Linked DNA regions of Mus musculus: regions 1 and 2 are each linked to region 3. Evidence: chromatin loops called from intact Hi-C (ENCODE). Cell type or tissue: left cerebral cortex. All regions are shown on one strand.

Evidence for each region. A loop is a pair of places that touch in the nucleus more often than their neighbours do. Peaks named below come from ENCODE experiments on the same cell type or tissue, not always from the same donor. Only the 100,000 strongest peaks of a DNase experiment are listed, where the experiment ranks them.
Region 1: a loop joins it to region 3, with 3 times the contacts of the local background. A loop is called at or near these places in 5 of 42 quality-filtered maps.
Region 2: a loop joins it to region 3, with 1.9 times the contacts of the local background. A loop is called at or near these places in 2 of 42 quality-filtered maps.

The regions. Positions count from the first base shown.
Region 1 is chr15:59,521,841-59,529,840 of GRCm38, forward strand. The region is part of intron 4 of Nsmce2 (NSE2/MMS21 homolog, SMC5-SMC6 complex SUMO ligase); the gene reads left to right. Among named protein-coding and RNA genes, the nearest start is that of Gm36677, 92 kb to the right of the region's middle. In left cerebral cortex, no CTCF peak of the experiment used is centred here; DNase peaks (open chromatin) are centred at 3,437, 4,280, 4,552, 5,067 and 2 more places; H3K27ac peaks cover 880 bases.
Region 2 is chr15:59,716,324-59,724,323 of GRCm38, forward strand. No RefSeq gene overlaps it. Among named protein-coding and RNA genes, the nearest start is that of Trib1, 72 kb to the left of the region's middle. In left cerebral cortex, no CTCF peak of the experiment used is centred here; DNase peaks (open chromatin) are centred at 3,177, 4,016, 4,935 and 5,289.
Region 3 is chr15:59,824,091-59,832,090 of GRCm38, forward strand. It overlaps Gm36819 (a long non-coding RNA gene), which reads left to right. Exons shown (of 3, transcript XR_384128.2): 2 at 3,032-3,101; 3 at 4,071-7,515. Among named protein-coding and RNA genes, the nearest start is that of Gm36819, 4.7 kb to the left of the region's middle. In left cerebral cortex, a CTCF peak has its summit at 4,576 (motif pointing left); a DNase peak (open chromatin) is centred at 4,536; H3K4me3 peaks cover 233 bases.

The sequences.
Region 1 (8,000 bases), 300 kb before region 3:
ATAGGCTGTGACCAGGTTATAGCCAAGCAGATCAGTGGGCTAGCCTCACCTCACGACCTCCTGACCCTCTGAATCCTAGTCATTTCTATTGTTCATTTTACTGTCCAAGATCTGCCACGGTAGGTGTTCACCCTCCTGGCTCTTCCAGTTTTGCATTCCTTTCCTGGGCCTCCAAAATGTTCTGTACATGGACCTCCAGTGCTCTCAGGAAGGAGGGAAGACAGGAGCTGTTATTTATTGGTTCTCTGCTGCTCATCTCGGTGATTCAGCCCAACCTACACTGCATACTTGGCCCATTTACTAGAGCAGTCACCAGCACTCTGTGCTCCTTTGATCACCTCACCTCCCACTGTGCCATCGGTCCAGCCAGCCCCTGTCTTTTGTCCTGCTCCAGTGCTCCAGGACTCTTAACTGAAACACAAGCTCTTCCAGATTGAGCCTTCTACAGACTGGCTGCTCAGACAAAGATCACCTAATCTGCCCAGCTCCCAACCCTGTGAGCTGCCATTGCCAGGCATGGCTTCATTATAGTCTTCCAGGGAGCCCTTACCAGCGGAGCAAAACTAAACTCGTTCAGATCTTCTCTTCTGCCATACTGTTGCTGAGCCCGTTTCCTGTTCCCTGGCGGCCTTCCATGAGTCCCTCTGATGGCAAGTCCCCTTCTCGCTTGCTTCTGCAGAGCAAAGGACTGGTTGTTTTGAGGCCCTACTTCTTGCTTTACTTTTGGTCACACTGCATCTTCTGCCCACTCCGCTGTCCTCCTATCTCTGGCTACAGAATATCACTTAGATAAGAGCACACAACGATGTTTCATGTATTTTCCCTGATGATGTACACAGTGCCTGGTACAGTGTCTGCCATGGTGGAAAGCCCACGAACATTTGAACAGAGAAGAAGCCAAAAGACAAAGGAGAGTAGATTGGACCCTGCTGCTGTTCTATGTGCATGTACGCATTTCCTTTTTAAGGTTTCATTGTGTATATTCATCAGCGTCTATTTTCTTCTCATCCCTAGAAGCCCAGTGAAGTTAGTGCTGTCATCCCTGATACGTATGTGCAGAGAAAACTCATAGAAGTCACTCTGCTTGTAGGGGGAAGAACTTCCTGTCTTTCACAAGCCTGCTCGATGCCGTCACTTCTGAAAAGCCTTAGTATGCCCCTAGCCTTCCATGGCACTGTTCACTCATGGGCGTCTCTACAGAAATGACATTGTGCGTGGCTCCTGTGCCAGGTGCATTACGCCCTCCTCCTTGCCACTGCTTACATGAGGGCTTCTGGTATGTGGGGTCTTTGACAGTTTTCACTTTCTGTCTCACACTCCATATGCCAGTCTTAGCTCTATAACCTCAGACAAGTTATGAGTTCCTCAGGTGGGTGGAAGTGTTTCTTCTTTTATGTGACCCTTGTTGGACATACATAAGGGATTGTTGCGTAGTGACCATTTCCCGTCTGCTGAGTTGGAGGCTCTGGGACATGAGTCTGGTAACGTCTTCATCACTAGGCTGTTCTTCAGATCTCACTTGCATCTTTCTGTTGTTCCCTGCAGAGGGCCTCCCCTTCTCCAGTAGCCTGTCTGCCTCTTCCAGTCAAGCACTGGTAGTCCTTAGATATGACGAATATGGTGACTAACTGAGAAGCCTCTTTGTAAAGACCTCAAAAGCAATCACAGGTTTAAATGTGTGTTTGCAGATAAATACATACATATGTTTGCATATAAACAAAGATTTTGTCATCTTCTTTAAGTGCTTAACTCGCATGTGCTTACTAAGACATCTCTGCAGACTGTAAATTAAAAGAATAGCCAGCCACCGAGAGTTCCAAGACCAAGAGTTCCAAGACAAAAAATCCGCAAAAATTCTTTGAAAAATTTTTGGCTAGAAAATTATTTTAATTGACTTTTTAGTACAACTTTTGATGTTAAATATAATGTCAGTGGCAGAGAATCTAAAATAATAAGCATACTTGGGATCTTTAAAAATCCATTGTCAGTGTCCACCATGTGCAGATTTTAGTTGATTATAGTGAAATGACTGGCGGGGAGAAAGAAAGGTGTTCTAGTAAGTACTCATAAGGAATTCCAGAAGCTTCTGGGAGCTAGGACCACTGGTTCTGGAGGCACTGCACCATCTTTGGGTTCTCCAGTGGCATGGAGGGCTGCTTCTGAGCAGGCCTGGCCCTCCTCTCAGGTTTGCTTCTCAGCTTTCCCTGGTTCCTTTGGAGGAGAGGAAGTGTGTGTGTGTGTGTGGGGGGGGGGGGGGGTCTGGAGAAGCCTGAGGGCAGAACCCATGGGTTGCTGAAGTGAGCGAGCCCTGTGGTTGCCATGCCAAGGCCTGGCTGGTGCTGGCTCAAGCTCCGTGTTTGCTTTGTGGGAGCATGCCGGAACTGACCTTTCACTTGCCCTTCACGCTCTGGGTGACTCAAACGCTGAGCCATTGTTTTAGGAACTGATTATGCTTTGACAGTATGGCAGAGGTATTTCCTCAGTGCTGGGCCGAGGCTGGGAGGTGGGTAGATTTTGGTATGATTTTGCTTCAATTGGGAGGACCGCTTTTCTCTTTCTTTGGGTATTGTTTTGCTTTTTCCATCTGTAATACACATGCCAGTCCCAGATGCTGAAATTCACCTGAACCTGTCCAAAAATTGCCAAGAGATCTTGTAGCTTTCACTGGCAGCTTGTAGCCTTAGTGTGGCATTTCTGTTAAAGGCTCACTCTATCCTTGCCATCATATGGAGGCCAAGAGTCAAAACAGACAAATGTGGAAATGTAAGCCATATAAAGCTCTGTGCTTGTAAATCTTCATAGTAGAGCAACTATAACAGTGTGAAGGGAGGCTTTTATTACGTAGATTCATGGAATCTGCCCTCTCTGAAAGTTTGGAGTTGCCGGTTAAATACGTATGTATTTTTCAAAGGAAATCATCAAAAAGGACATTCCGCTCTTATTACAAAGTTATTTTAGGGGTAAATATTTTGATAGATGTGGTTCGGTGCACCTGGGAGCTGAGCCGTAGCTTGAGGCGGTTAGAACAGATGGAGCTCTGAGATAGTTCAAGGCTTGGGTTTTCCCCTGTGCAAGCACATGGCTGGTGGGCCGCAGGAACCTTAACTTTCTCCATGCTGATGTTAGAAAAGTAGCTTTCTTATGGAAAGGTCTCATTACTGAAGCGTTCGGGGACCATCGTAGGTCTTCTCTGAAATAAATGTATAGTGAGGTCTGTTGTGTACACACATTTTATTAAGAGAGAGAATGCAGTCTCTGGCCAGGAGTAAGTCATGTCAGGACTGCCTACATTTGCATCAAATGCAAAGGTCTGGGATTTGGGCGCTGACTGACTGACAGGAACAGCAGAAGCTTAGCAAGACAGAAAGACTGCTGTGAGCTTCCTTCTTTTTTGAAGTTGAGTTGAATCACTAGTCAGATTGAAATCCTAGCATATAATTTTTAAAAATAGTCTAGTGTGTCATCCAACCTTGTCAGGAAATCAGTGTACACGAGCACAGCTCTGGCTGCTTCCCGTGCTCACCTGCCATTTCAGTAGAGAGCTTGCTTGGCTAGGGACATTCTACAATTCTAACACTTCTCCCTCTTTGACTAAAGTGATCTTTTGTCAGCCATGAAAGTATTTGTCCTTGTGAAAGTCACCTCGTAGGAGCCGGGTGGTTTGGTAACCTGAGTCCAGTCATGGGGCCCCGTTCATAAGTTAGTGATCTTGGAACAGGGACCATGTTTGTTGGTGTGATTTGTCTCTGTTTTGGTTTGGTTTTGTTGAGAAAGTCTCACTGTGTAGCCCAGGCTGGCCTGGAAATCAAGCCAATCCTGGCTCGGTCCCCTAAGTGATGAGTTTTACAGGTATGAGCTACCACACCCAGTCGTTTGTCACTTCTTATTTCCTATCTCAGAATAAGTTCCCCAAGGGCAGAAACCACCTTTCTGTTCTCATCGAGTAGTTGTTGATGATTTGTTGACGGACACATAGCTGAGAACTGTTTGTGTAACCCCCCCCCCCCCGCCCCCAGCTCTGAGTTAACACATGGTGATGGTGATTTTTCAGCACTTCCTTATTAGTAGCACAGGCAGGAACATGGATATTGCAAGCTCGCCAAGCGCTAACCCTTCCCACCCTTGGTAAGAGTTCCTGATAAACCTTTGGCTTCTGAGGAGAGAGAACTAAGCCCCAGTACCTCCTCAGCAACCGCCTTTCTAGATGCGGGAAGTGGATCTGGACTGTCAGAGCTGTTCTAGTGTCATGGAGGTGTCCTGTGTTTGCAGCAGCTGCTAGCCCTATTGTGCTCTTTCACTGAACGCTCTATTAGCCTTTGTGCCATCTGCTTATTTGAGACAATACAGCTGGGTTGACTGCAGCCATTCCAACAATCAGGATTTTCTTTTTAACAATGTGAACATTGCATACTGCCTCTCATTGTACACAGTATTAAGACAAAAAATACCATTTAGAAATGGTTGTGCTAAGCTCATTTTAAAATAAAAAGGTTCTATTTAAAGTTCAGCTGGTTATAGTATAAACCGGTTCTGATGACTCATTCTAGCGATACTTTTACCCCCCACCTGTGCTTTTAGTAGTTGTTTGGGGCCCAGACAGGAAAAACCCTTACATTATGTAGATTACTTATTTCAGGCACTTGATTTAGTAGCAACTTGTTGACTAATTGAGGAAACACTTTTAGTTAGAAATAATTAGAAACACTAGAACATCCAATTTGGTGAAGGGCATTGCATTATAGGTGTAGTTCATTTGTGACTGTATGTATAAATTTAATAATTTTTCAAGTGCGTGCTTGCCTCCAGCCCCTGCCTGACACAGTTATAATCTTCCTCACAGTAGCTCAGCTGCAGGCAGGAGACCATCGTCATTTCCCAGGAAGAAGCTTGCTGGTATCTCCAGAATAGGTCAGCGAATGCAGTCTCAGCTGTTCTCCCTGCCTACAATCTTTGTGACAATCATAAACAAATTAAATGGCCTTAAAGGACTCAGAACTTTTGACCAGCAACCTGCTTTCTTCCTTAAAGTCTGTGGGTATGATCTAGTTAGCGAGTTTCCCTCACGGTGCAGAGAGGGCAGCATAGCATAGCAGGATGGGTCATCCACCCTAGAGCCATGAACAGGACTTGCAGTGGAGTTGTTCACATTCAGGGATAAGTCTTCCCTTCTAAGTTGAACCTTTCTGGAAATGCCCTCATAGATACACTCAAAGGCGTGTTTCCATGGTGATTCTAAATCAAGTGAAGTTTACAGTGAAGATTAACCATCACAGTCACTAAAAATGAGTGAATACCACTCACTGCACGACCCAGCGAGACTGGCAGAGTAGTGAGGGGAGAACAGGAGTCTCCATGGACTCTGGCGCACTTCCAGGTCATCCTCTGAGGGGCTCAGCACACTCTGCACTACAGAGTCCAGGACACAGAGTACACGAGCAGTCTGCTGCCTTTGTAGGCACTGTGCTGAAGAACAGATGCCCTGCCTGCCCTGGCTACTGCTCTCAATGATAGTTTTTCTAGAGAAAATGAAAATTGGTATTTTGCTTTTTAAATATTCACTACTGATTACATTTTTCAAAGCACTGAACAAAGCCTATTTACAAATTACAGGTTATATATGATTGGTAGGTCTTATATGGTATGCTAATTGCTCCGATTTAAGAGTTGATATTTAGCTTTTCAAATTGTTGATTTTGTGTTTTAATTTTAAGAGAGGTATAACCCAAAGAAAGTCAATACTCTCTGCTGATGAAGACTTGATCGTTTCCAGAGACAGTTTCAGTACACCAGCTGTGTGACACCCAGCGCTTAGGCAGTAAGAGTACTAACCAGCTCATGTCTTCAAAGTATCTGCCACTGTGCAGAAGCAGGACGCCACAGCATCACAGACCTGTACTGCAACCTTGAGTGTAGCAGTGTGGAGCCTCTTGGGTAGCCCTGGCTTCTTGCAAGTAATTTTGCCTGAGTCATGGATGGAAACGGCGAGATTTGGATGAGCGCAGCTGTGCTTGTCGGAGGTCAGTCTAGCAGAGCTGTTGAAAGAGCAAGCAGAAAGCCTGTGCCGGCGTAAACCTTGGCATGCTTTGTGACAGCAGTGGTATCACCACCATATTCCTTGGCCTCTCTGTGGTCTTGCTTTCTGCTTCTCTGAGTAACAGTCATACAGGTTAAGTAGTCCTTATCCAAAGGCCTCAGACACACAGTGTTGGAGGAGTCTTCAGATATCACCATTTTTGCATGTATATAATATGATAAATTAGGGACAGGACCCAAGTTTCAACTTAAAATGTATTAACATTGTTTTCAATAATTAGCCTATACATGTGGGTTAAAGATAATTTTATGCAATATTCTAATAATTTGTGTATGAAACAGTTTCGTGGTATGTGATATTCCACCCTTGGTAATAATATCTGCATCCTAGCGTTTCAGTGATTACATCAAATATTCAGGACCTCACGCGTGGCAAATGCATTGCAGTTATTAACTACTGCCCCTGCTACTGTTTGTAATTACAAAAGGCCTGAGGCCAACCACGGCTGTGCCTGTTAGTAATTGTGCCCTCTAGATTCTGCTTGGTGATCTCTGTAAAGATCAATATGGGCAAGAAAACCCAAAGGTAAAATGTAATTACATGTGAATGCACATAAAGGTTTCACAAATGCAAAGTATTGTTTGGTGTGAAACCTTGTTTCAAAAGTGAAGACATGGGGTAGAACCTTTCCATGTTTGCCCAGCACTGCTCAGACCCCATGAGAAGTCATTCGTGTGTGTTCAGGAATTTCAGCTGTCTCTGTCGCTTCTGACATTCGAGACATGTTATGCAATTTGCTTTCAGTGTCTTTAGACCTCCTGAAAGAAACATTATAGGGCATGAAAGAATTTGCATAGTGTCTGCACAGTCCCCCATCAGTGTTGGTGGGATTTCAGTCTCTGGAAAGGGCCTTGTTGAATTATTCCATTCCATGATAATATTAGAACAATAGCCAAGACTGTGATATATAGTCCCAGGAGCAGTTGATTTTTATTTGGGGGTGGGTGGGGGATACAACCAAATGAAAATAGATTGGTCAAAACACTGAAAACCCCATTTCCCTAACATCCTTATTTTTATAGCTAATGTGCCAATTGACTCATAGATAACACCTGTGTCGTTTATTTTTAAAAACCTTACTGAAATCTACATCTTAGTGAAACTCTAGGAAAAAAATCACAACAGCTGTCCAGGCATCTGTTTGAATGATGCAGTGTGAAAAGAGTTCTAAATATAATTAGAACGTAAGACAAATAAACTTGCAGAGCAGTACTCAAGTATCAATTGAACTAGATCAGAAAGAACATGCCATTCAAATAACCTAAATCTAGAGTATTTATGGTTTGCTCTGGAAAGCAACAGATGTTTGCCTTGAGTGGTCTTTATTAGCAGACTCAAAACACAACTAGTCCATTGCCACTTTCTGGGTGCAGAGAGCTAGTATACCAGGATGGGGGGCGGGGGTAGGAATGAATGGTGTCAGGCTGACAGTGTAGCTCACTTGGTAGAGTGCTCCCATACATGTGTAATGTCCCCAGCACGGCATAGAACAGACATGGTAGTGCACCACCTATACTCCCAGGACTTGGGAGGTGGAAGCAGAAGACTCAAGGTTCTCCTCTGCTGCAGAAGGACTCTGAGGCCAACCTGGGCTGCAGGAGACCTTGTCTCCACAAAACTGAAGTGTTAATGACCCGGCACAGCGGGCTTTTGCAGGACGTCTTCATCACACCAGTATTCCCAGGATGCCCTGTTTCGATTTGACATTCCAGGCACCCCAGTTAGCACCTCTCACCATCTATCTTAGTCTGTTTTGTGTTTCTGTAGCAGAACTCTGTGACTGGGTAATTGATAAAGCAATTTATTTCTCACCATTGTGGCTACTGGGGAACCTAGTGTCACGGTGCTAGAAACTGGCAAGGGACATTACATCGTGCCATCTAAAGGTGGGATTCAGAAGAGCTTT
Region 2 (8,000 bases), 110 kb before region 3:
TGTCTATAAACCAGAATAAAACAGGGCTGAGGTGATAGCCCAGATGGTAAGTTTTGAAAGTTTCATCCTTCAAAACCTTTTTTTTTTTTTTAATTAAAAAACCTGCAACCCTCAAGTATGTTGATATGTGCTTAGATCCCCAGTGCTGAGGCAGAGAAGGGCTGCTCCCTGGCTTACTGGACAGTCAGCCTTAGCTTACTGGTGGTTTACAGGCGAGTGAGAGGCCTTTTCTCAAAAGTAAGATGGGAAGCACTTGAGGTTGTTCTTTGCCCTGCACAGAAATATGGACATAACACTTGTGTGCTCATGTGTACTGCAAGACACAAACACACACACACACACACACACACACTGGAATTTCTTATTTTTATTTCAAAGAGAGTTAATACTAATAGAGATAACCCAGCTATTGTCAGAGACTTACCTAACACTCAAATAAGCAGGCCCAGGACTGGAAACACGCCCATGTGGTGGGCCAACCCCGGGCCTGTAAGACTAATAGCTTGGGTGCTCATGTTAGAGACTGATGGCAAATGTTGGTTAAGCGCCCATCTCATCAGTGCCTCAATTTTTGCACCTGTACATTGGGAGCATCATGGTCCCTTGAAAGGTGACCGTGATGTATTACCTCACTGGTGAGAACTTTGCTTTGCTGGGAGGTTAGAGGCTCTCTTGGAAGCTGGGGTGTTTGAAAGGGTCCCACAGAGTGATCCCAGCTGTAGGGAGTGGGGCTCAGCATGTGTCGTCAGCCTCCCCCGCAAGGTAAATATGTGAAGATTGGGAAAGTTGGTCAAAGGAAAGGAATTCAGTTTGTGAAATCGCTTCAAAGGGGGAACTGGAGGCAGGGCTTTCCTTTCATGCTGATTGTAAGCACTTTAGAGTTTTGTGAAGCCCCACTTCCTGATACTTCTTCTCTTCATAACGGGCACGGAAGCAGCTGAGTTGGTCTTTTTTTGAGGTCCATTTGTGGGAGGTGACAGCCACTTTTTTTTTGACCCCCCAGTCTAGAAGTGACTCTGCAAAAGTCCCCACAGGGGACATGGTTTCTCTGACTAGTGACTAAGGCAAAACCCCTTTCCACTCATGAATTTCTTATTTTCTAACATTCCATAGTCTGGTAACTTTTGTTGGTGTGAGTAGCTGCTGTCAGAGGACTTCCACTATGTGGTGAAGGTGGGGGCTTTGTCACTACATTATCCTTGGTCCTCAGATGCCTTTTTGAGCAATCCTTCCTGGTGCTTGTTCTTTTACCTGAGAGATTCCTTCCCTGGCCTTGGCTAAGAGCTGTTGACTAGATTTCTATTGAAGTGCAGTAACTTAACAGCTGGCCCCCAGTCACTGATCCTTCCCTCTGAGAGGAGGGCTTGGGAACTATGGGACAGAAGATGGTGTTCCTCGCCTCCACCACACTACTCTTCCATCTCCTCAGGGCTTCTGGAACATGCCTAGGATTGGGATAGTGCTGGACCTATGGGGGGATGCGATGGGCTTCAGAGGGAGGAGGTTAGGACCCTTCTTTCCAGCCCTTAGCTCCACATCCCGCTTTTGCTTTATCTGTCCCAGTTTTGGGACCAAGTCTGATATCATGGCAGTGTGCTAGACCCACCTTGGCTAAATACTGAGAAATGCTAAAATTGGACATTTACATTATCTTTAGGAGTGTGGGATGGCTGAGGTCATACTATGTAGCCCAGGATAGCCTCTAACCCATGATCCTCCTGCCTCAGCCTCCTGATGCCATAATTTCAGGCATTTACACTATGTCTGGCTACTGTCAGTCTTTTATGTATGTATGTATGTATGTATGTATGTATGTATGTATGTATGTATATATGTATATATGTATTTATTTATTTTGCAGTGTTAGGGATTAAACTCAGAGCTCCCTGCATGCCAGGTAAGTGCTTTACTGGCGTTCAGTTTCTCAGCTTTCCTAATGAAGTTTCGGTTGCTTAGTTTAAGGCTATAGTTGGTGTTTAGTCAGAACCTTCCCATTTCCCACACCCATCCAAATTCCTTGTTCTAATTTCCTTTCTCTTGTGTTTAAATACTATGACAAAAAGCTACTTAGAAAATGACTTATTTCTGCTTCTAATTCTAGGTTTACCGTCCATCTTTGTGGTGACGTCAAGGCCAGAACTTCCAACTGCAGGCTTTTCAGCTCCCTGGAAGCCTGGGAGGTTCAGTGTGCACAGGTATAGGGTCCTCCCACTCAAAAATCTCACAGTCTTACAGTGGACCAGAGATCTCTCTCAGAAGACCTGCGGAGGCTGGGTGGGTGGCAGCACACAGATGGAGCTCAGGTCCAGTATAGAGAAGGCAGATATGGCCTCTGCTTTGGGGATCCACTGGAAGTAGCATCTTTATTGTTATCTAAGGGAAGGACAAGGTTTCCTGAAGGTGAGAAGCCAGAATGAGTCAGAACCAGGGAATGAAGGGGCTGGGTTTGCATCAAAGACTCGAGCAAGATGTCAGTTTGGTCATGAGTTACAAAGAACCCTAGTTCTGTGCAGGAAGGCTTTTGAAGACCTGATGCTTCCAGCTTGGTCAGTATGGGCACTTAGCAATCATTTCAATCATGCAAATCATTTCTCTCTTATCTGCCACGTTACCTACCATGGTGTCATGCTGGGGCCATGTCCTCTTAGGAAGGAAGACAGGACTGCTGCTGCTGAGCAGAGTCATCTGTAGGTGTGACCTGTGTAGTAGATGACAAGGGATTGCCTTCCACAGCAAAGAAACCTCCGAAGGTCTCTTCCCTGCATGTTCTCAGGGCCAGTGTCTGGTTTCCTGTCCACTGCTGAAGAGAGTGGATCAGAAAAGTCCTATGTTTGGAGAACCACAGATTACAGATGGAACTAGGCCTCTTCAGGGGACTGAGGCATGTACTTGCTACCATCAATCAAAAGCATGTATCATAGCAGACGAGGAATGTCTGGGACTCATGGGAGGGTGGGATCATACATCAATATAGTGTATGTTAATTCTGAGGGGCTTAGGGAGCCAAGGAAGATTTGGAGGAAGAGTGTAACCCAAGCAGTATGGGGCTTTAGAACAGTTTCTTCAGGATCAGTGTGGAGAGGAAAGGCCAGTTTGAGGAGGCTGAGAAACAACGGCAGTTCTGCAAGTAAGAGGTTGGTGTGTGATGAGAAAAGAGAGGGCTGAGGTGAGGGAGTGAAAGGGGTGGGAGGCAAGTTCTGATTCCCTGGTTCCCCACATCTGACTCACCCTGAGCTCAGTTAGCTCTCATGGGTCCACTCTCCATTTTCACAGCCGACTTCCTCCTCTGTGTCCTGGTCTCTCATCGGGCTCACGGTGCTGGCATCTACACCTCCCATTCTGACAGCTCCCACAAGGCTCCTCAGTGGTCCAGGGTGTGTGTGTGTGTGTGTGTGTGTGTGTGTGTGTGTGTGTGTGTGTGTGTGAGAGAGAGAGAGAGAGAGAGAGAGAGAGAGAGAGAGAGAGAGAGAGAATATCCTGGGATGTTTTGTTTCAGACTGGCCTCCCCTCTGTGCATGGTTGTGCATTCAGGAGCCTTTGCCATCCCCCTCACTAGATGTCAACAGCAGTCTGACCCCCACACTGTGTTTGCGGGCATGGAGGCATGTTCCCTAGTGTAGCCTCCCTCAGCCCTGAAGCAGGCTGATCCAGACTTTGACCTTGCTGCCACTGAGAAGGAAATTACCTAAGGTGGAGCCTTCTGACCTAGATGGCTCTTTTGTTCTGCCGCTGACCACTGCTCTCCCCAAGACACTGCTACCTGCTGAGAAGCCCCTGAGACATTCTGGAGGAACATGCTATTCTACACATCACCTACAGGCTGGCTCCAGACACCAAGAATGGACTAGCGGGGCATGGGCCTCCCCCTTTTATAAGTAGACTCTCTTAGTAAACTGGCGGGCCTTAAACAGAATCATGTCTTGGTCTCCATTAATCTCTCTTGGTCTAAGTCTCTTTCAGCCCCAGCCTGCCTCCCTGGTGTACCCGGTTCAAGTAGGCCGCAGGCCGGCACACAACACCCTGGGAGCCAAATCAGGAGCCTGCTGCCAACCCTTCTCCTCAGAGCTGCCTCATGCTCTTGAAATGGGAAGTCCGCTAAAGCTCCCATCTGCTGCCCATGGTAAACATCTCTAGAGGTCCCCTTCATGTCCCTTCTGCTACTGGCTTCTCCAGAGCCTCTGATTGTCTATCAGCTTCCTCCCCTACCACACCCAACATCCATTTTGGATGTTTCTCTCATCTTTGTAGGCTCTTAACATCTTTAATCTGGAGCTGAGTTCATCAGAGTGATGGGGAACCTAAAATTGTCTCTTAGAGCCACATAGCGGGAGCACTGACTTCCACTCCTGGCTTGCCTGGGCCTCATTTTCAGTGTTGATTGTCAGCAGGGTGTCTCTGGGGGCAATTTACCTCACCTCTCAACCTTATTTTTAAACCATACATAAAAGGAGTGTACTCTCAAGCTCATTTTAAACAGTGACAGTGTTTTTTAAAGTGTGAGCCATTGATTGGCAGGGCTGCAGTTGGCTTCATAATGATGCTGACAGTTCTTGTCCTGCAGGTAAGTAACAGCAGAAGCTGTGTCTAGCACATGACTCTCACTTGGGGGTATCTTCTGTGCCTGCCCTGCCCTCAGACTCTTTCAGAAATCTGTGTGCATTAGTGTTGGTACCAGGGGGCTGGAAGGAGACTGTAATAGTCTCTTCCTCCTGATGGGAAGGTCTATTCTAGACATCTTGTTACACGGATCCACAGGACCTATTCCTTCCTTCCGTGTAGTTAGAGACACAAGGTAGGAGCGGTTAGAGTTTTTCACAATGACAGGTTCCTGAAAGTCACCCCAAGCTCTGGGCTGGGGATAACTGGGTACAGGCTGGGGGTGGGGTGGGGTAAACACAGAAAGAGGAAGGAACTCTTAGAAAGCAAAGAGCTGGAAGGTAAGGCCAATGATCTGACAGCCGGCCCAGAAAGCAGGGCCTTGGAGGGATTGCAGGGACCTTCAGTGCTCCTACTATCCTGAAGGCTGAGGCTGCGCAGCCTCCCGTGGGTGGGGTGGGGTGTGGTCTGTCAATCTTGTTGTGACAGGGCCTGGACCTCCTTATTGTATCCCTGCTGACTGTCTCGGCACTGACTTCAGTCCTCCTTGTCTGAAGCTGCTCTGTCACTCAGTGCCCTCTTGGCTGCCAGGCCCTATTGCTGGCTGCTTTTTGGCTTAGCTTAGAAGAAAAATGAGGAAGGAAGCAGAGGGCTTCTCTTACAGAGACTGTTGCCCTAGAAGCCATGCTCTGCACTGTATCTCAGAATAAGCTACATGCCATGGCTCCCGCATCTCCCTATGGCCACAGAACAGCACCATTTCCTGGCTGTAAAGCATCCTTCCCCTCCGGCTCTCTGCCGAAACTGCAATGCTTGGTTCTGCTTCCTGGGAGCCCAATTGGGGAAACTGAGATCAAGCCAGAGCTTATGCTGAGGACTTCCTCTTCCACTTGGTTGGCTGGGGCAATAAGTGGCCAAGCCTGGGACACTGACCACAGACACATGCAGGTCCTTGACTCAACTGAAATGGACACTTTTACTAGTTTGTCATAGATAGAACTTAATCAGGATGGATGACAGCCACACACTCCTTCTCAGGTGGCCCTAGCAGTCAACAATTATCTGTGCCTTTTCTTCTTACAAGACCCTAGCTCTGCTCGTGCCCTGATTTAGTATCTGCCGATGAGCTCTATAGCTTTTATTCTCTCCACTGAGCCTCAGTTGCTGAATCTGCCCAGTGGAGGCAGAATTTTAACATTTGCTTTTCATGGTTGGCAGTCAATCACGAGGTCCTGCTATAGGTGAACATGTGATTTGCCTGGGTAGTCTTTGTGGTTGCTGTTTTCAAGTAATATCAATGCCTCCATTTGTCTCCCAGAAATGTCCTGGTTCAGACAGTGCATCCCACAGTTGCAATGTGTTGGCTTTGGTGGTAAAGTCCCCTTCCCTTGGCCCATTGCTGCCCTGTGCAGAAACAGCAACAATGGGTTTGCTCTGAATTTTCTCTAGACTCTACCACCAACCACAGTGTAGCCTTGGTAAGGTACTTCCTTGAGCTTTTGTTTTTCCAACTGCATTATGTGTGGTTAATGTCTTCCATTCTTTGGGAAGTGTGGCCATATGTTGTGCTTGTCTGCTTTCCCAGGTTTGACCTCAGAAAGCCTTTAGCTAGATGGACAAGTGACTGAAGACACATCTGGTGTGACCGAAGGAGCTAGCACTGTCTCCAATTTACACTCACTGGCTTTCATGACTCCAGGCTCCTGAATCAAGGACCAGCATGTATCTGTGGTCAGTGTCCCAGGGCTTGGTCACTTCTTCCCTCAGGCACCTTACCCAAGTGGAAGAGGAAGTTCTCAGCATAAGCTCTGGCTTGATCTCAGTTTCCCCAAACTGTTTCCTGGATCTCACCATAGTGCCTGCATCTTCTGTCCTAAGCTGATTGATTGGGCAAGATAGTCTCAGAACTTGATGCCAACTCTAGCAGATTTCTGGCCTTGGGCACCAGATTGTGTTTAGAAGACTCTAGGTCCTTGGTTTGGATCTTGGCTCGGCCTCTCAGAAACTCTATGGCCTTGGGCAACTCACTTCACTTCTCTGAGCCCACATTTTCTCAGATAAATAATAGAAAAATCTTAGATTATTGGGAGGTATTATGGAGGTGTGTATTTGAGGCATGTGCACAGGCTTGGAGGACCAAGTAAGTACTTAGTAAATATCTGTCTCTCCCTTTCCCCTACCCTCTCTTGCCATTTGCCCTGGGCAGGAAGCTAGGGCCAGGCATCCCAGCATGACTGTGGAAACCTAGTCACGAGCACTGCCCCAGTTTCTGAATCCAAAGACTGATGAAATAGTTGGGTAAAACAATGAGAAGATTCAACAAATCACCCTTCTGGAATGTCCCAAGCAGATCTGAGGTGGCAGTTGTTGAATGTGTTATTGCACTTACTTTCTTCTGTTGCTATGACAACACTATTCTGCAAAATCAACTTACAGAAGAATTATTTTGGCTCACAGTTCTAGGATAAGGTCCACCATGATGGGGAGGCCATGGTGGCAGGAGAGGAGGCACATGGTCACATGTCATCTGTAGTCAGGAAACAAAGAGCTGAACACTGGACTTCAGCTTGTTTTCTCCTTTTTATTTAGTCTGGGATCCCAAGGTGTGGAATGGTGGCACCCGTGTGTAGGGTGGGTCTTTCTACGTCACTTAACCCACTCTAGAAAGTCTTGTACAGTTCTGCCCAGAAGTCTTGTCTGCTAAGTGATTTTCGATCTCACCAAGCTGGCAATTAGCATCACGGTTGTAGTTTTCCTTTAGGGAGGAAGCACAATGGTCCAAAGAGTGGGTTTATTGACACCGACTAGGTGTCAGGATTTGCCTTCACCAACTTCTTGCTCATCAGACTCTAAGAGATGCACCTCACTGATGCCATTGCATGAAGGAGCCTCCATACTGGGCAACGTCCCAAGGCTGTCTGGCAGAGGAGATGCTTCAACACAAGTGTGTCTGTCACCCAAAGCAGAGCTTCTGTCACCTTCCTCTCTCAGGTCATCAGATGTGATGCTTAATCTTGATTGTGAACCCTGCAGCATTAAGAAAGGCATTGGTGGTTGGTAAAGTTCTTTCTGGCCTTGTCTGTGATGACTTTCTGGAAACAATTAGACTGTGAAGGCTCTGACCTAATCGATGGATTGGTTAACCCCTTAGTGAATGATACTGGATGGCATTATGGGAGGAGGGGGAGAGGTGGGAGGAAGTAGGCGCCCGGGAAGTGTCTTTGCAGGCTGGACCGTGTCCTGGATCCTTTCTGAATCCCACTTTGCCTCCTTTCACCATGATGTGGTCTGTTCTGCCCTCCTCACTGTGATAGATGAAACCATGTGTGAGTGTTTTCATCAGCTCGACAGGATCTAGAAGCACCCGGGAGACCAACCACCGGCTTTGTTAAGCCGAGGTTCAT
Region 3 (8,000 bases):
GCACCTGTGAGTGTCCTCATTGTCATGGAATGTTAAGGAGCGAAGTGTTAGGTGGGGGCTGGGCTTTTGTTCCACAACTAGCCTTACCTATCTGGGTGACCTTGGGGACACAAGTTCTATTGCCACACTTGAATTCCCTATCTGTAAAAGTGTGGTGAGGTGTGCATAATTGACACAGAGCTTTGAAAACATAGTAGGCATCATTAGAACATACTGGAAAACTTGTTATAGGGCAGAGTAGTGACACCTGCCTTTGAAGTTCACATTCACAGGTGTAGGGAGGCATCTGGGAACCTGCATTTCGGACCATTCTAATTTGTTCAGGACGCTCACTTTGAGGGGCCTGGACTGGGATTATCTCTAACATTCAGTGACTCTGTGTTTAAAGGGCTTCTGGACACCAAGTCCTTTGCCGGATGATCAGCACACAGACAGATGCATCAGATATAGCATCCTTCTTCTGTGCCTAGCAGTGAGGGTGTGGACATAGTCAGAAGCTGAGGCAGCCCGTGTGGGCTTCAAGGAGCAGGCACTGGGGGGGACCTTTGAGTCTCAGCTGGCTCTGATTTGCAGGCGGCTGGAAGGAGACTTCTGGGGTGAGGGCAATCGTGGGGTGCTTCAGACATGGCCTTCAGGGAGAGCTTCACAAAATACTCCTTGCATGAGCTCTGGCTTCAGTGCAGCTAAGGGACAAGTCTAGCGCTGCTCTCTAAAGCCATTGAGGCCAACCAGTGGGTCCTAGAACACTGGAGAGGGTGGTTCCTGGTGGCCTGCATCCCGGGACCACAGTCATGCAATATAGCTTACACCTATACCTATATCATATCGATTATTATGTATGTACACATAAATGTACATGCACACAATTTTTATTATGTAGAGTGTATATTTTCAAAGTCTCTTATGTGCTACTGTTTGTATATGGTCCCCAGGTAGGTTCTTGAAGAACATCCTCAGCTATTCATGAACTTCAGCAGTGGTGTGAAATTTGGGCTAGCACACATCTATGCTCCTGGGGATGTAGAGCAAGGCTTCTCATTTTAGTTCATACTGTAAAAACACTTTTTCAACTCACTTTTTCAGTGAATGTGAGATAAATTTCATACAGCCTGAGACAGCGCTGTTGCCTGTGAAATCAGCGTGAACGCATCCAGTCTATTAAGTAAGATGCTGCTCACAAAAACACATAAAATAAGGATGCGTTTGGACGGTTGATGAAATGATACGAGCAGAAGCTATGAAAAGCCTAACCCTCTGTTTCCCCTCGGAGCAATGGTTTAATAACTAAAATATCCATGGCAGTTCTATGGAACAAAACTACCATGAGAAATAGTTGACGGCACTTGTACTTTTCAATGTGTGTCCTTGGATGCTCATAACTGCGTGGATATGTATATTGATGGGTCTTCTCTCTAAGCTGGCATGGAGTGTATAACAAGCATGCTTAGCTGGTTAACTCACACTTTCAAGAGATGAGTGAACCTCCCAGCACAGGGAATCGTGAGAAGCTTTCCTAGTTCTCATTAGTCACAGAGCAAGCCTCACTCTCAGTTCAGCCATCCCTCTGCTGCCTATGTTTGAGCAAATGCCCTGAACTTTTCCTTGGCTGATGCGGACACACTTGACTTTAAAACCCTCACAAACCCTGTTTAAATACAAGCTTACAACCTGCAGAGATGGATGCCACGCTGTGTCCCCTTGTGGCATCACAAGACTCACGAGAAACTTTAAATCAGAGAGGGTGGCTCCCCTCTGCCATATCTGTGATGCAGTTGACCATTTCTTGCATTTGATGGGTGAGTTTGGCTTTTGTGGTAGAGGTGGCGATGGTACACTGTTCAGTGGGTCTTCTTCGGGACCCCTTTGTGAGAACACCAGAACTGAGGTCCCGTAATGGCTCTGGGTGAGGACGTGAGGAAGTCTGGGGCTGAGCCTTGGCCTCTGCAGGCTGAGGCAAGAGGCAAGCTCTGCTCTTTGCATCTGTGTTCTGGTTAGCCTTCTCCCTGAGGTCATGCCAAGCCTCTCCAGTGCATTTCTGAGAAATGTACCAGGAGCCAGAAAGCCCCCTCAGAATTTCACTGGGTTAGGGAGGGAGAAATAACCTCTTAGGTTACCAGGGCGATGACCATACAGAGCCCAAGAGAGTGGCTTCTTTGACCTTGCTGGGGACAGGTGGTTCTGGAGGGGAGCATCTGGGTGTTCTCTGGCTTCTGTCGCTGAGGGCAGACTCCTAACAGGCCTTGGTTGGTCAGTGGAGCGAGAGGGAGCACTGAGGCTGAAGAAACCAGAGGTTGGCAGTCATCCCACATAAACACGCTCTGTCGCTATGAATTATTTCCACGGTCTGTGGACGCTGGGCAGAATCTTCGACAGGCTCATTAATAAGAACCCAGAGGGTCTTGCTCTGGTGGCCCAGATTCCTTGGGGTTGGGGGTGCATGGAAGAGTGGGTGGGACATTTCCTTTTCCTCAGAGTCCCTCCCTCCCCCCACAGATTAGAAATTTGGTGTGCTTTCCTTCCCCAGGAGCATTTTTAGAGCGCTGCAGTCTCCTTGGGAAGAGGCTCTTGAAGGCTGTGTTTCACACATGGTCTCAGTGTCCTGACAGAGCAGATCCGTTTCCCAAGCTTCTCCATGGATACCCTGTCTTCTGCCCCCGACCTCTGTATCACATGCCTTCTCTGTTTGAACTCTTTGTTAGCATCCTTGAAAAAAAAAAAGTCATGTGTCATGCTCTCTGCAGTTTCCACTCCCCAGGGAAGGCTTGGGGCTTATTCCTTGCGCTACCATGGCTCTGTGTAGTAACTTGTGACCTGCAACCTAGCCATTCCCCAAGAGAGCTTGCGTTTCTTCAAACGCAATGCAAGGATCATGGCAATTCATTCCTTAAAAGCTTTGTGTTGGGACAAATACAACCCCAGCCTCACGCAGGCCTGGGGCTGGTGAGTCACATGACAGAAGCCAGCTCTTTATGATTTTTAAAAATATACTGTGGTTCTCATTTTCACACCATTGAAACTACTTGTTGTCTAGGACCCACTCTCTTGAGACTGGCTCATTGGAGTAGAGGACCCTGTCCTTCTGTCTGGCTCTGCCATCCTGGGTAAGTCTCCTTCACAGACTCAGTTTCCCCATCTGCTGATGGTGGTACTCAGCTCTCTACAGAGATCAAGTGATCACAACCAAAGAACACTTGGGATGTGAATGTGAGGAATGGTGTACAATGGTCTTTTGCCTTAATTTTCTAGCGTTTGAGTCTTCTTTACCCTGGATGGCTCTGTGCATCCTTCTTAGCAGCAGGATCTCTGGCCTGAAGGCCAGCCAAGCCTCCAGGACCTCTCATCTGTTGAACACTGAGCAGGCAGCCATGTGCCCAGAGGTGCTCAGTATATGAAGAGTAAACTGCACGGTAAAAGCCATGCATTTACAGAGCATGGTCATGCCACAGAAGCTGGATATGGAAAGATGGCAGCTCTATATGCATATGTAAGGTCAAAGCCCACAAAAGGCCTAGCAAAGGGCAGGGTGATCGTAATGCAGCCGCTGCATTATTCATTCAGAAAGGCAACCGTTGCTCTCTGGCTTTGGGAGACGAGGGGGAGAGTAAACAGACATGGGTCCTTGAAGGGACACAGTTGAACAGCTTAGGGACTGACCTGACTGGGGCAACAGGGAATAAAAGAAAGCAGGCACAAAGGCACAGGCGCAGGAAAGCTGGGACCAGGTGGGTCATGTGCTCTGATAGAACTCAGCAGTTCATTTCATACACCCGTACTAAGGAGCTGGGTTGGCTGTCCACAGCTGAACAAGTGTGTAGTATGCAGCTGAAGGAGGAGGGCAGACTTAACTAGTCTTGGTGGGGGTCTCTATGGGGAGCAGTCTCGGGCTGTGAACACACGGGAGGAGGAAGCTGCCCTGGACATTTTCTGCCAGTATCCAATATCCATGCACCAGGGAAAGGCTTTCTAATTCCCGTGAGTCTGAGGCATTGGTGGCATTGACGTGACCACTTTCGTGGCCCTTTTCCTGTCACCAACAAACATTCACTCAGGACTTTATTCACTCCCCGCAGTACCAGGCATATACGAGCAGAAGCATCCTGTCACAGAGTGACGTCATCTTTCTGGAGTCATCTCCTCTTCCCTCGTCGTCCCACTCATTCCTCTCCTGTGCTGACCACATTCTGGGGAAGGCCTGGAAGAAATGGAAGCCATCCTTCACGAGTCCCCCACCAGGTGCTTGGCACGGTGCTCTGCATCTGATGTGAAGTTCGCACTAAGTCCGGGACTGTAATTCTCCTTTTGCTGACAGTGAAAGAGTCCTCAGGAAAGCAGGGTGCCTTTGCGCAAGGCCAACCAGCAAGAAACAGGACCTGGATGACAGAGCCAGCTGCCTCCCCATATGAGGGCACTGGGAGAAGCGGGGTAGGCAAGGAAGGAAGCGGAGTCATTCACTGCCTCAGGCAACAAGCAATAGATTTCCCTAGATCCCGTCTGCTAGGCACTTAGATGCTTGGAAGCTGAGGCTGCAGAAACTGGCTTCTTTCTGACTCAGAGGTGCCATCTTCAGGCCAGCGGAAGTGTTGCAAACAGGAACAAGCACCTGCCCCTCTGCTCTCCACTAGACAGGCACCACCAGATGCTGGCTGGGGAAGGGACCTTCCATCTTAAAATATTCCAGAGTGAGGCAGAGGGATGGACTAGCTCAGAGTTACAGAGTTAGAGATGGCAGAACAGGAGCTGCACCCCTATGACCCCGTCAGTGACCCCTCACTTTCCAGACTCTCTTTCATCATCTTTCATCATGCATCCTCACTTTCTTCCCACTCTCCTCTTCCTCTTTCTTCTTCCCCTTCTTCCTCCCCTCCATCCGACAGCTGTTATTGAGCACTTTGTAGGTTTTGGGCATAGTCTCCCGCCTGGGATAGGAAGTCTGGGTGCGGGAAAGTCTGCTCTCAGGGATCGTTGTTGAATTGATTAGTTGACATCGTAACTTTCCAACTATAGCTGAGATGCATAGAGCAAGTCTTACCACATTTCAGGCCCTCCATAGAGGCTTCGTCTCACTGACTTCTCACAGAATAGAAGATTCAGCCGTGGGGCAGTTTGGGAGCATGCTCAGTAGGACCCAGTAAGTTGTGGAGCCGTGACTCAAAACCCAGATCCTTTCTACCTCAGAACCAGAGATGTCAACTGCAGTGTTGTATGTCTTCTCTAAAGGATAACCCAGGAAGCAGGCATGTTCTCATAACATTTTGTTCTCTACAATATTTGCTTGTTCTGGGTCTGAGCGAGGTGAAGGCCATCTTCTCCAGTTCCTTGCTTCTGAATTCTGAGGATTTTTATTGAGGTATTGTTAGGTCCTGGTTACTGAGCAAGGTATCAGGCACAGGGAAGGGACTGACTCAGAGAGAATCATGACGTGTAGATGGCAGTGTTACAGAATCAATTAGCAATCATGTCTTTGTAGAAGCACTCCACATCACTGGGAAGGATCCAGTTACATTGTCTGGTAGAAGTGGCCCTCCTCTCCCAGTTGTGTAGTGAATTACCTGAGTGACCAGACATACAGTCCCTGACTCAAGTCTCCTAGAAACACAGGCCAAATTCAAAGAGCTGAGAGACAAAATGGTCACATGAGCCTTTACAGGGCAGCTGAGGGGCCTGGGAATCCTAAGATAAAGACGGGTTTCTGGTCCCCTCAACAGGGGCCATCATCAAGTTTTGAGGAAATGAGCCTCTGTGTTCTGATACCATTTTAGTTTCCATTTCTTCATTAGCTACAAGCTTGCATTTCTCTTAAGTTCACAGGAATCCTGCCTTTGTTCTTCCTTTTTATGGGGAAGGTCTAGCTTCTCCTATGTGTGTGGATGTGCTCATGAGCACGCACGATTGGCTCCTGAAAGTAGAACTCACCAGCTTATAGGTGTCATATCCGAAGCCAGAAGATGAAGTGTGACCATCAGAAGCCACTTAAGGAATTTCTCCACCAAAGCTACAGTGACATCCTTAGACAAGGAAGCCCCATCATGTGCACGTGTCTTAGGCAGAGGGCAGTGCAGCACAGAGATGCGCTTTAACACTTCTCCTCCCTGCCTTTGCTCTGGATAGCATATCTTCACTTCCCAAGAACAGTGTGTGTGTGTCTGTATATGAACATGTACACAGATTTTATGTGCTTAGTGCAAACACACATACCTCAGAGGAATGGATTTCCTAACAGTTCTGCCAGGGCTACAACGGGGGAGGGGACTCTCTAATGCCCTCGAAATTTCCAAGATTCTTTTCTCTTTCAAAAATAACAACTCTTTTAAGATTTCATTTTTCTCTGCCCTGAATAGAACGACAACGTAACAAAAATTGTAACATCGAAGGGAGACAACCTTGGACCCAAGTCTCTGTCCTCCCAGGAAAGGACCGATCAGCCAGTTTTGGGGCTTTATATAAATGATAAGAGGGCCACGGACACATGGTCCACACGGGTTTCGTCACTATGTGAATAAGTCTTGTGAAGACATACCTACCATCCCTCGAGGTGGTTCTAGAAGGGGAGGCCGAGGTGGCCGAGACCCTGGCTTTACATTATAGAAGGGAAGGTGCTTGCTATTGTAAATGTTGGGGTGAGGGGCACCTCGGGCGGCGGCAGCAGAGATGGGAGCAAAGTTCTACCTGTTGGCTCTAGGAGAAATCTCACCAGGCCCGCACTTTCTTCTTGACTCAGAGTTCTCAGAGCCACACCATGGCTTTTAATAGGTTTTGCTGACCACTAGGAACCATCAGCTGAGACAACCTTGTTTCTGCGGGGATTCTTCAGTGAGTGATTCCAGGTCTTAGGTGCTCTGGTCTTGCCTCCTGCTTGGTGCTGTCCTGGGTTGCTCACCGCTTTCTGCCCTCCCTTCCCTCTCATTTTTGTACTTGAATTTCCCCCTGGTTCCCAGTACTCCGTGGTTTCTGTTGACTTGGCTGGACTTTGCCTGATGCATTAGAACTTTTATTGGTTTTACCTTATAACAGCCTGCAGTAAAGATGATGATGATAGTGTTGGTGATTTCCATCCCTTCCTTGGTCTATAACCTCACATATTACAAAGCTTTCGCCCTGGTTCTGTAATTTGAGTTTCGTAATAACAGTGTGATGTAAGAAAGGCACTTATTATTAATTCCACTTTACAGAACGGGAAATGACTTCACTCTGTTCACACAGCTGCTGGGTCTGGAGTCTGGAACCAGATCCTCTGTAGACTTTCCTCACCCGAGTTAACCCTTTATTTCCCATCACCATCCTGACTGCCCCATTGGGAAAGAGTCTTAACGCTCTTGTGTCTTTATGGTGTTTTCCTGAACATAGGGGACAAACCACAGGTCAAGGGAGTCTTAATTTTTTTTTTAATTCCTGGGTAATACATGTGATAATACTTGGTGGTTTAGAGTGGTACCATTGGTAGCAAATTCAAATGTCTAATCAGAAAATATTAATCAACTGAAAGTCCATTATGTTGTGTACCACTTTTTCCTTATCTATCCGTCCAGGCTGGTTCCACTTCTTTGTTGTTGCACAGGGTGGCAATAAATATGGATATGAAAGTGTCTCTGTGGTATGTTGTCTTAAGTCTTTTGGGTATATACCCAAGAGTGGTAGAGCTGGGTTACATGGTAGTTCCTCTTTTAGTTTGTCGAGAAATCTTTACTTGGTTCCATAGGGGCTGAACACTTTAATTGCTACCAGCAACAAGGAAAAGCTCCCCTCTCTCCATATGCTGCCAGCTTTTGCTGTCACCTGTTCCTTGATAATATCCATTCTGACCAGGGTGACAGGAACTCTTAAAGCGGTCTTAATCTTCATCCACCTGAAAGCTAAATATATTGAACCCCTTTTCCAAGTATTTATAGGTTCTTTGTATTTCTCCTTTTGAGAATGAAGTTCATTAGTGCCTTTGTTGACTGAATGATACAGCTTTGCATGCGTGCAATGGTTGCCTTCTTTATTTATTTTTATTCTAGACA